Linked DNA regions of Homo sapiens: region 2 is linked to region 1. The links are chromatin contacts, found by Hi-C or POLR2A ChIA-PET in ENCODE. All regions are on one chromosome and are shown on one strand. The core of a region is the stretch at or near the end of the contact, and the rest is flanking DNA. Distances in the headings are between cores, read along the strand shown. Region 1 holds the start of SHMT1 (serine hydroxymethyltransferase 1). Region 2 holds the start of PRPSAP2 (phosphoribosyl pyrophosphate synthetase associated protein 2).

Region 1 (3,829 bases), core at 829-3,328:
AAGACCATCCTGGCTAACACAGTGAAACCCTGTCTCTACTAAAAATATAAAAAATTAGCCGGACATGGTGGCGGGCGCCTGTAGTCCCAGCTACTCGGGAGGCTGAGGCAGGAGAACGGCGTGAACCTGGGAGGTGGAGATTGCAGTGAGCGAAGATCGAGCCACTGCACTCATGCCTGGGCGACAGAGCGAGACTCCGTCTCAAACAAACAAACAAAAAGAACAATTAGCTGGGCATGGTGGTGCACGCCTGTAGTCCCAGCTACTCGGGAAGCCGATGCAGGAGAATTGCTTGAACCAGAGAGGCAGAGGTTGCAGGGAGCCAAGATCGCATCACTGCACTCCAGCCTGGGTGACAGAGCGAGACTCCATCTCAAATAAATAAATAAATAAAACAAAAACAAAAAACAAAAACACTCACTATGTTGGCCAGGCGCAGTGGCTCTTGCCTGTTATCCCAGCACTTTGGGAGGCCGAGGAGGATGGATCACTTGAGATCAGGAGTTCAAGACCAGCCTAGCCAATATGGTGAAACCCTATCTCTACTAAACATACAAAAATTAGCCGGGTGTGGTGGCTCACGCCTGTAATCCTAGCACTTTGGCAGGCTGAGGCAGGTGGATCACAAGGTCAGGAGATCAAGACCATCCTGGCTAACATGGTGAAACCCTGTCTCTACTGAAAATACAAAAAATTAGCCAGGCGTGGTGGTGGGCTCCTGTAGTCCCAGCTACTCGGGAGGCTGAGGCAGGAGAATGGCATGAACCCAGGAGGCAGAGCTCGCAGTGGGCCTAGATCGCGCCACAGCACTCCAGCCTGGGCAAGAGAGGGAGACTCCGTCTCAAAAATAAAAAAAAATTAGCCAGGCGTGGTGGCGGAGGCCTGTAGTCCCAGCTACTCAGGAGGCTGAAGCAGGAGAATGACGTGAACCCGGGAGGTGGAGCTTGCAGTGAGCCGAGATCGCGCCACTGCACTCCAGCCTGGGCGACAGAGCAAGACTCTGTCTCAAAAAAAAAAAAAAGTTTTTTTTGTATTTTTTGTTTGTTTGTTTTTCGAGATGATGAGGGTCTCACTCTGTTGCCCAGGCTGGAGTACAGAGGCAAGATCATTGCTTACTGCAACCTCTGCCTCCCAGGCTCAAGTGATCCTCCCATTCAGCCCCCCAAGTAGCTGGGACTACAGGCGACTGCCACCACACCCAGCTAATTTTAAAATTATTTGTAGAGACAAGGTTTCACCATTTTGCCCAGGCTGGTCTTGAACTCCTAGGCTCAAGCCATCTGCCTCGGCCTCCCAAAGTGCTGGAATTACAGGGGTGAGCCACTGCGCCCGGTTTTTATCATTCTTATAATAATTATTGTTATCATTTGACAAATAAAAAAATTTATGACGCAGCCTCAGGTGGTCCTGACATGTGGCCCCGGTTTTTATCATTCTTAACAATAGGTAATGTTCATTGAGTCCTTATTGTGTGTCAGTATTTTATTTATCTTATTTTATTCTTCTTGAGACGTTGTCTCGCTCCGTCCCCCAGGCTGGAGTGCAGTGGCGCGATCTCGACTCACTGCAACCTCCGCCTCCTGGGAGGCAACATAGTTAGACCCCCATCTCTACTTCAACCTGGGGGACAGAGTGAGACCCTGTCTCAAAAAAATAAAAATAAAAAATAACAAAAATAATAATAATAAAGTGTCTGCTCTTGGATTATACACCTACAGAGTAATAATGTTGCAGTTTGGACGCACATTTGTCCTACTTTAAATGACCACCCTGCAAACTAAAAGTAGTACCATGAACAAAATTCACTCATAATCCCACGGCCCAAGCGACAGGCTTAAGTGAGGAAGGCCCTGTGTAGTCTTCCTGGAAATCTTGGTCCACACACCAGCCCTGCAGCCAAAGCGGGTCAGTTCTGCAGGTCCCTGCCCCAGGTGCGCAGCTGCACTACGCGGCCTCCGGCCCGCCCCGGAGAAACAGGCCCTGCCCGCCGCTGCGCCGCAGCCAATAGCGCGGGTGCGTTTGGTGGCGGCCCATGCTTGGCTGCGCTCTCTGATTGGGCGCCTCCGGGGGCGGGGCCAAGCCCAAGCCTGGCGCGCAGAGTGCACCTTCCTGAGCTCGAGCGGTCCAGCGCCAAGTTCGGGGTTTGGGGTTGGAGCGGCTGGTCACGTGGCTGGCCCGCGGCGGTGCGCGGGGCGTTGGGTCAGCGGGTCTGGGACTGGTGGCACCGGCGGCGGCGTAGGACGGAGGCGTCGCTAGGTACGTGCGCGGGCCGTGTTCCGGTAGGTGGGCGGCTTCGGGTCCGAGGGCCGCGGCGTCCCAGAGCCCGGGGGGTGCTTCGGCGTCCTCGCTGTCCCCCGCCGTACCCCACCCTCTGCAGCCGCAATGACGGGAGGGGAGCGCTTGGGTCGCGCCTGGGCTGGGGATCGGGCGGCGGCCAGCCGCAGCGCCCCAGTTCCAGGCACATTCGGTATGATGGGGTGGCGGCCCGTGGCCTTTGGCAAGAATGCGAAGGCTTATCGGGGATGTGAGTAGTAGCTCTCCACTGAACACTTTTCTCGTTGAGCATTTTCGATTTAAACAATCCTAGCTCCTTCACAACAAAGCTGCAAGTCAAGTGCTACTGTTTCCCCCATTTTACAGGTGAGGAAGGTGGTGGGGCCCTGAGAAAGGAGGCAACTTAAATGGCAGAGCCCGGAATAGAACCCGGGTTCTCAAAGCCTGCGCCCCTAAAGGCTGCGCGCAGGGTCGCTCCACTTTTGGCCCGTGCCACCAGATCCCTGTGGGGAATGAGCTCTTCCTGTTGCCCGCAATCTGCCACCCCCTGTTCTAGGAGACAAATGTTGCACTGTGAAGTTCTTGGCCCGGTGCCTTGGCTTCGAGATTCCGGGAGTTAAGTGACCCTTGGTCCAGCTGAGGTCAGCACAGATGCGGGCCTTCAATCGGGCAGTTACCCAGAGAATAGACTGGAAACACCAGTTTAGGTTCTTGCAGAAATAACATTGTAGGCCGGGCGCGGTGGCTCATGCCTGTAATCCCAGCATTTTGGGAGGCCGAGGTGGGCGGATCACTTGAGGTTAGTAGTTGGAGACCAGCCTGGCCAACATGGTGAAACCCCGTCTGTACTAAAAATACAAAAAAACCTGGCTGCCCATGGTGGCACACACCTATAATCCCAGCTACTCGGAAGGCTGAGGCAGGAGAATCGCTTGAACCCGGGAGGTGGAGGTTGCAGTGAGCGGAGATCACGCCACTGCACTCCAGCCTGAGTGACAGAGTGAGACTCTATCTCAAAAGAAAGAAAGAGAGAGAAAGAAAAGAAAAAAAAGAAAAGAAATAACGTAAATTTATTACTTGGGGGAACTTGGAACGGAAGTGGGTAATTGTGTTTTTATTTAGTGCAATGTCCTGGGACAAGGCCTTGGAACTGAAGAGAAACCATTGTTCAGATTCTGGCTCTTATATGGCTTTAGACAAGTTAGCTCCCTGGGCCTCAATTTCCTCTTCTGTAAAGAAGAGAACACAAAATGTGTGTGAGATAGAAGATGTGCAACAAGTTAGTTCCCTGAGCAGATCCTTGGCTGGATCCTCTTATGTGACAGAGGCCCAGGTAAGATTTGGAGGCATGGGGAGGCTGGTGACCTTGCAGGTGACTTCACTTACTAGGTCTTTTTCCCTGACGTTGAGGATCATGCCACACATGAGCAACAGTGCCTCTACAGAAATATCCAATGTTGTAATGACTGATGTTGCAGTGAGCTGTGTTGGCTGGGGGACTTACCAGGTATTACTGAATGTTAATGAAGATGTCCCTAAGATTCCCAATTTTCTT
Region 2 (4,147 bases), core at 484-2,983, 490 kb before region 1:
CTGAGGCAGGAGAATCGCTTGAACCCGGGAGGCAGAGGTTGCAGTGAGCTGAGATCGCGCCACTGCTCTCCAGCCCGGGAGACAGAGCAAGACTCTGCAAAAAAAATAAAAATAAAAAAACTTATTATGTATGTTTATTAGTGATGTGCCTCACTCCAAGGAAATCTGTTTTTAATATCAATATTGATGAGAATTTGAAGGGCAAATTCTAAACCGAATTACTCTTCCACTCCTGTATGATCCCAGGCTCTGCTTATCTCTCCAACACAATGTTAACTCATGCCTAACATCTGAGTGTTCACAATGCTTATGACAACCCAGTGAAGCAAGCACTAGAATGAGACCCATTTTAGACAGGGAAGCTAGGTTTCCAGATGAAGAAACTTACTCAAGGCTGCAAAGCCTCTAAGCAGCAAAAATAGCTCGGTCTCAGCATGATTTGTAGTAGTTAGTCCTATGCAACAGTGGGCTGCACAGCCTGTCTCTCAACCCACACAGAAAACGACTTGGCACCCCGCTGAATTCTGCATACAGAGAGCAAAATAGGACAAATACCCAGATTTTGAAAAATGTCTATTGTAAACATGCCTTGTTTGGAAAACAATTTATATAATAGTGCCAAAGAAAGAAAACAGAAGTTTGATTCGGTATTTCCACTTCGGGTAATTATCCCAAGGAAATAAGGAAAAAGCTATATGCTCAGTGATGGTGGTCAACATAAGACTTTTCAAAGAACAAGTACACCAGACCTGTGTAAAGGTTCCATAATAAAGTAATTAAGTAAAACACAGAATAGAAATTCAATAAATATTCAACACGACGCAAAAGTATCTATGAATGACTTTAAGTGGAACGAGCTCAAATCACAACTGAGTAATAATGGTACACACGAGGGCAGCAGGAAAGGAATATGGACAAAAAGGATATGCTTTAGTGGGGTTCAATAATGTGGGTGAATTATTTCTATTTGTGCAATTAAATTTTTTAAACACTAGAGATCACACCTCAAGCCCCAAAGCCCCATTCCGCATTTTCATACTCCTTTCAAAAGCTAAACACCCAAACGGAGCCAACATTAACATAAGAGAAAAATTATTATCATCAAGCAGAATACTTAAAAATTTCATCACGGTTCCCCCTCAATCTCTGCTGGGGTGAGTTCTGAGTTGGATAAAATCATCCTTTAGGAGGTGAGAGATATATTCGTAACTAGCAAAGCCAGGTAAATTAAAATCAGGGGCTCCGTGTCAGCTTAGGGACGGAGAATGGCTGGGTCTGGGCTTGCTTTCAGGGCTGCTCACCACAGGTCCCATCATCAGGGTTCGACTCCCCAGCGGCGCCTCAGGGAGAGGAGAGAGCCCAGGCACCGGACGCCCGTCCCCCGCCCCCGCCGACCCCTGGCGGGAGAGGAAGAAGGGAGGGAAAAATGGAAGGGCCGCGGGCGCGAGATCGCCCCAGTGAGCCCCCAAGCAGCCACCACCCAGGGACCCCGACCCGTCCGCCTGCCGGCGCCGCGGGCTCCCCGCCCCTTGCACCTGCGCCCCGCAATGCCGGAGCCAGCCAGCCCTCGCTGCCGCTCGCCACTGGCTCCCGCCCGCCTACCTGGCCCCGACCCCAGCCCCGGCCCCGCCGCAGCCTCAGCTGCAGAAGGAAGAAAGCGCCGGGTCTCCTGGCGGCCTCTCTAGGAGCAAAATGGCGACTCCATGCACAAGATTGGCGTCCGCGGTGACTGCGAGGCCGGTGGGCGGGGAGGGGCGAGGGCGGGACTAGAGCCCGGACAGCGGAGGCACCTAGCTGGGGGCTGTGGGCGTGGCCCACCAGTGGGTAAGGCGCGGGGCAGTGGGTGTAGCCACAGGGGTGGAGTCGGGCTGGCACGATGGGCGGGGCGGTGGGCGGGGATGCGCCTGTTTTGGTCCCTGGGGAGCTGCTAGCCCCACACCAACTGTGACAGCCCAGGCAGGTTACAAGGAATGAATGTGGACAGAGTATGACATTTGGAATTACAAATACCTGGGTTCAAGCCTCCACTGGCCTGTAACCTTGGACAAGTCATTTCAACCCTCTGAGCTTGTTTCCTCATCTGAAAAACAAAGATAGCAGCACCCATTCCATAAGACTGTTGTGAGGATTAAATGAGACAATACGGCCAGACGCGGTGGTTCACGCCTGTAATTCCAGCACTTTGCGAGGCTGAGGCGGGCGGATCACGAGGTCAGGAGTTCGAGACCAGCCTGACCAACATGGTGAAACCCCCATCTCTACTAAAAATACAAAAAAAAAAAATTAGCCAGGCGTGGTGGTGCGCGCCTGTAATCCCAGCTACTCAGGAGGCTGAGGCAGGAGAATCGCTTGAACCCGGGAGGCAGAGGTTGCAGTGAGCCGAGATCGCGCCACTGCTCTCCAGCCTGGGTGACAGAGCAAGAGTCCATCTCAAAAACAAAACAAAACAAAACAAAACTGTGCTAAAAGCACAGTTCTGGGTGTATAATAAATGATCAGTTTTTTGTTCGTTTGTTAGTTTTTTGTTTTGAGACGGAGTTTCGCTCTGTTGTCCAGGCTAGAGTGCATCGGCGCGATCTCAGCTCACTGCAAACTTCGTCTCCCGGGTTCAAGCGATTCTCCTGTCTCAGCCTCCCGAGTAGCTGGGATTACAGGTGTGCGCCACCACGCCCGACTAATTTTTTGTATTTTTAGTAGAGACAGGGTTTCACCATGTTGGCCAGGCTGTTCTCAAACTCCTGACCTCAAGTGATCCGCCCGCCTCCGCCTCCTAAAGTCCTGGGGTTACAGGCGTGAGCCATCGCGCCCAGCCATTATCAGTTATTATCGTTATTTGCCTTGTCGCCTTTTTTTCTTTTATTATAAAGGAATTAGTACTTTTGGTATCCATTGCCTAAGTTCTTTATAACTTAGGTAATGTTTACTCTTTATTGTATGTATAACATAATAATAGCAAACACATGGTCCTCTTTTAAGTGCTTTACATATATTAACGGTAACTTATTTAATCCTCACAAGAGCATAAGGTAGGTGTTGTTATCCTCTCCATTTTAATAGTTGTGGGAACTGAGACGACGACGTTAAATAACTTTTCCAATGACAAAGCAGTGGACAGAATTTCGACCCAGGAGGCTTTGCACCAGTCTTCACTTACCTAATCCCTATACCACATCTTCTCTCCAATTCTGCTTTGGATTTTTCACAATAATGAGGCATGAAATATTCATCAGAGGTTGCAGAGCTAGCTAGAGTCTTTATGGTTCAACGTCTTATTTTAGAAACGAAGAATACAAGCATCTCAACTAACGAATTGTAAATTAGGTGAGACTTCGTGAAATGGAGTCGTTTGAAACATTTCCTTTGCCTGACAACTTTACAGGGACATACCTCTTTGTAAAGAGCAAGACCCATGAGCCCAGTGATTATCTGCATACCAAAATTGATTCCTCTTCAGCGGTACCTCGGCTGGGCTCACGTCCCTTCTGCGCTGGCATCTAACTCCGGTCACAACCCCCACCTCTCTGCTGTGGCTGGCGTAGATTCCACGCGTCACATGTTGGCATGTGACTGGATCTGGCCAGTCAGAGAAGTTCATCCCTCTCCGCTCGCTGATTCGCTCCAAAGATAGGCTACTGAGCCAATCGGAGCCCACGAAACACCGTCTCCATCCCTGCGCCGGGACTGGAGAGGCTTACTCTCTCCTGCTGATGCTGCAGCTGCTGGGATGCCAGGAGGGGAACCGCCTGAGGAAAGTGCTGAGAGAAAAGAGAGGGAGGGATACAGACCGGGCCCAGATGAGTTTGCGCTGAATCTGAAGTCGGTAGGTCCCTGGACATTTCTATTATGGAAGCCAAGAAGAACCTCCCCTCCACCCTCTGAAGCCAGTGTGGATCGGGTTTCTGGCACTTGCAGTGTCTGCACGGTCTCCTCTCCTTCCTTCTCCATTGCCCTTTCTCACCCGCCTGGGCCCGCCACCCTGAACTACCGGGACACATGCTGTTCCTGCCTCCAGGCGTGCACTTCTTCCTGCAGCCTCCTCCCCTACTAACTCCTTCTTGAACTTGATAGCTCCATTGTCACTTTCGAGTCTTCCCTAAACCACTCCCTTCCCAAATAAAACTGTTTCATGTATTTTTCTTTCATTGGG

The links. Hi-C counts contacts between places; a loop is a spot of excess contacts on that map. ChIA-PET counts read pairs that join two places held with the same protein, here RNA polymerase II (POLR2A). Pooled maps may share reads with other maps.
Region 2: a loop to region 1 is called in a pooled map, with 6 times the contacts of the local background. The contact joins the promoter of PRPSAP2 here to the promoter of SHMT1 in region 1. A Hi-C loop is called at or near these places in 2 of 37 single-sample maps with no recorded cell type and 9 of 50 pooled maps. POLR2A ChIA-PET finds 5 or more read pairs at or near these places in 1 of 52 experiments (activated CD4-positive, alpha-beta T cell).

Annotation. Positions count from the first base shown.
Region 1 is chr17:18,361,799-18,365,627 of GRCh38, reverse strand. SHMT1 (serine hydroxymethyltransferase 1) reads left to right here and starts at 2,078. Exons shown (of 12, transcript NM_004169.5): 1 at 2,078-2,256. RefSeq lists a silencer at 1,984-2,453.
Region 2 is chr17:18,855,717-18,859,863 of GRCh38, reverse strand. It overlaps PRPSAP2 (phosphoribosyl pyrophosphate synthetase associated protein 2), which reads right to left and starts at 1,733. Exons shown (of 12, transcript NM_002767.4): 1 at 1,603-1,733. RefSeq lists a silencer at 1,276-1,635 and enhancers at 1,382-1,954, 3,734-3,793, 3,814-3,863, 3,382-3,882.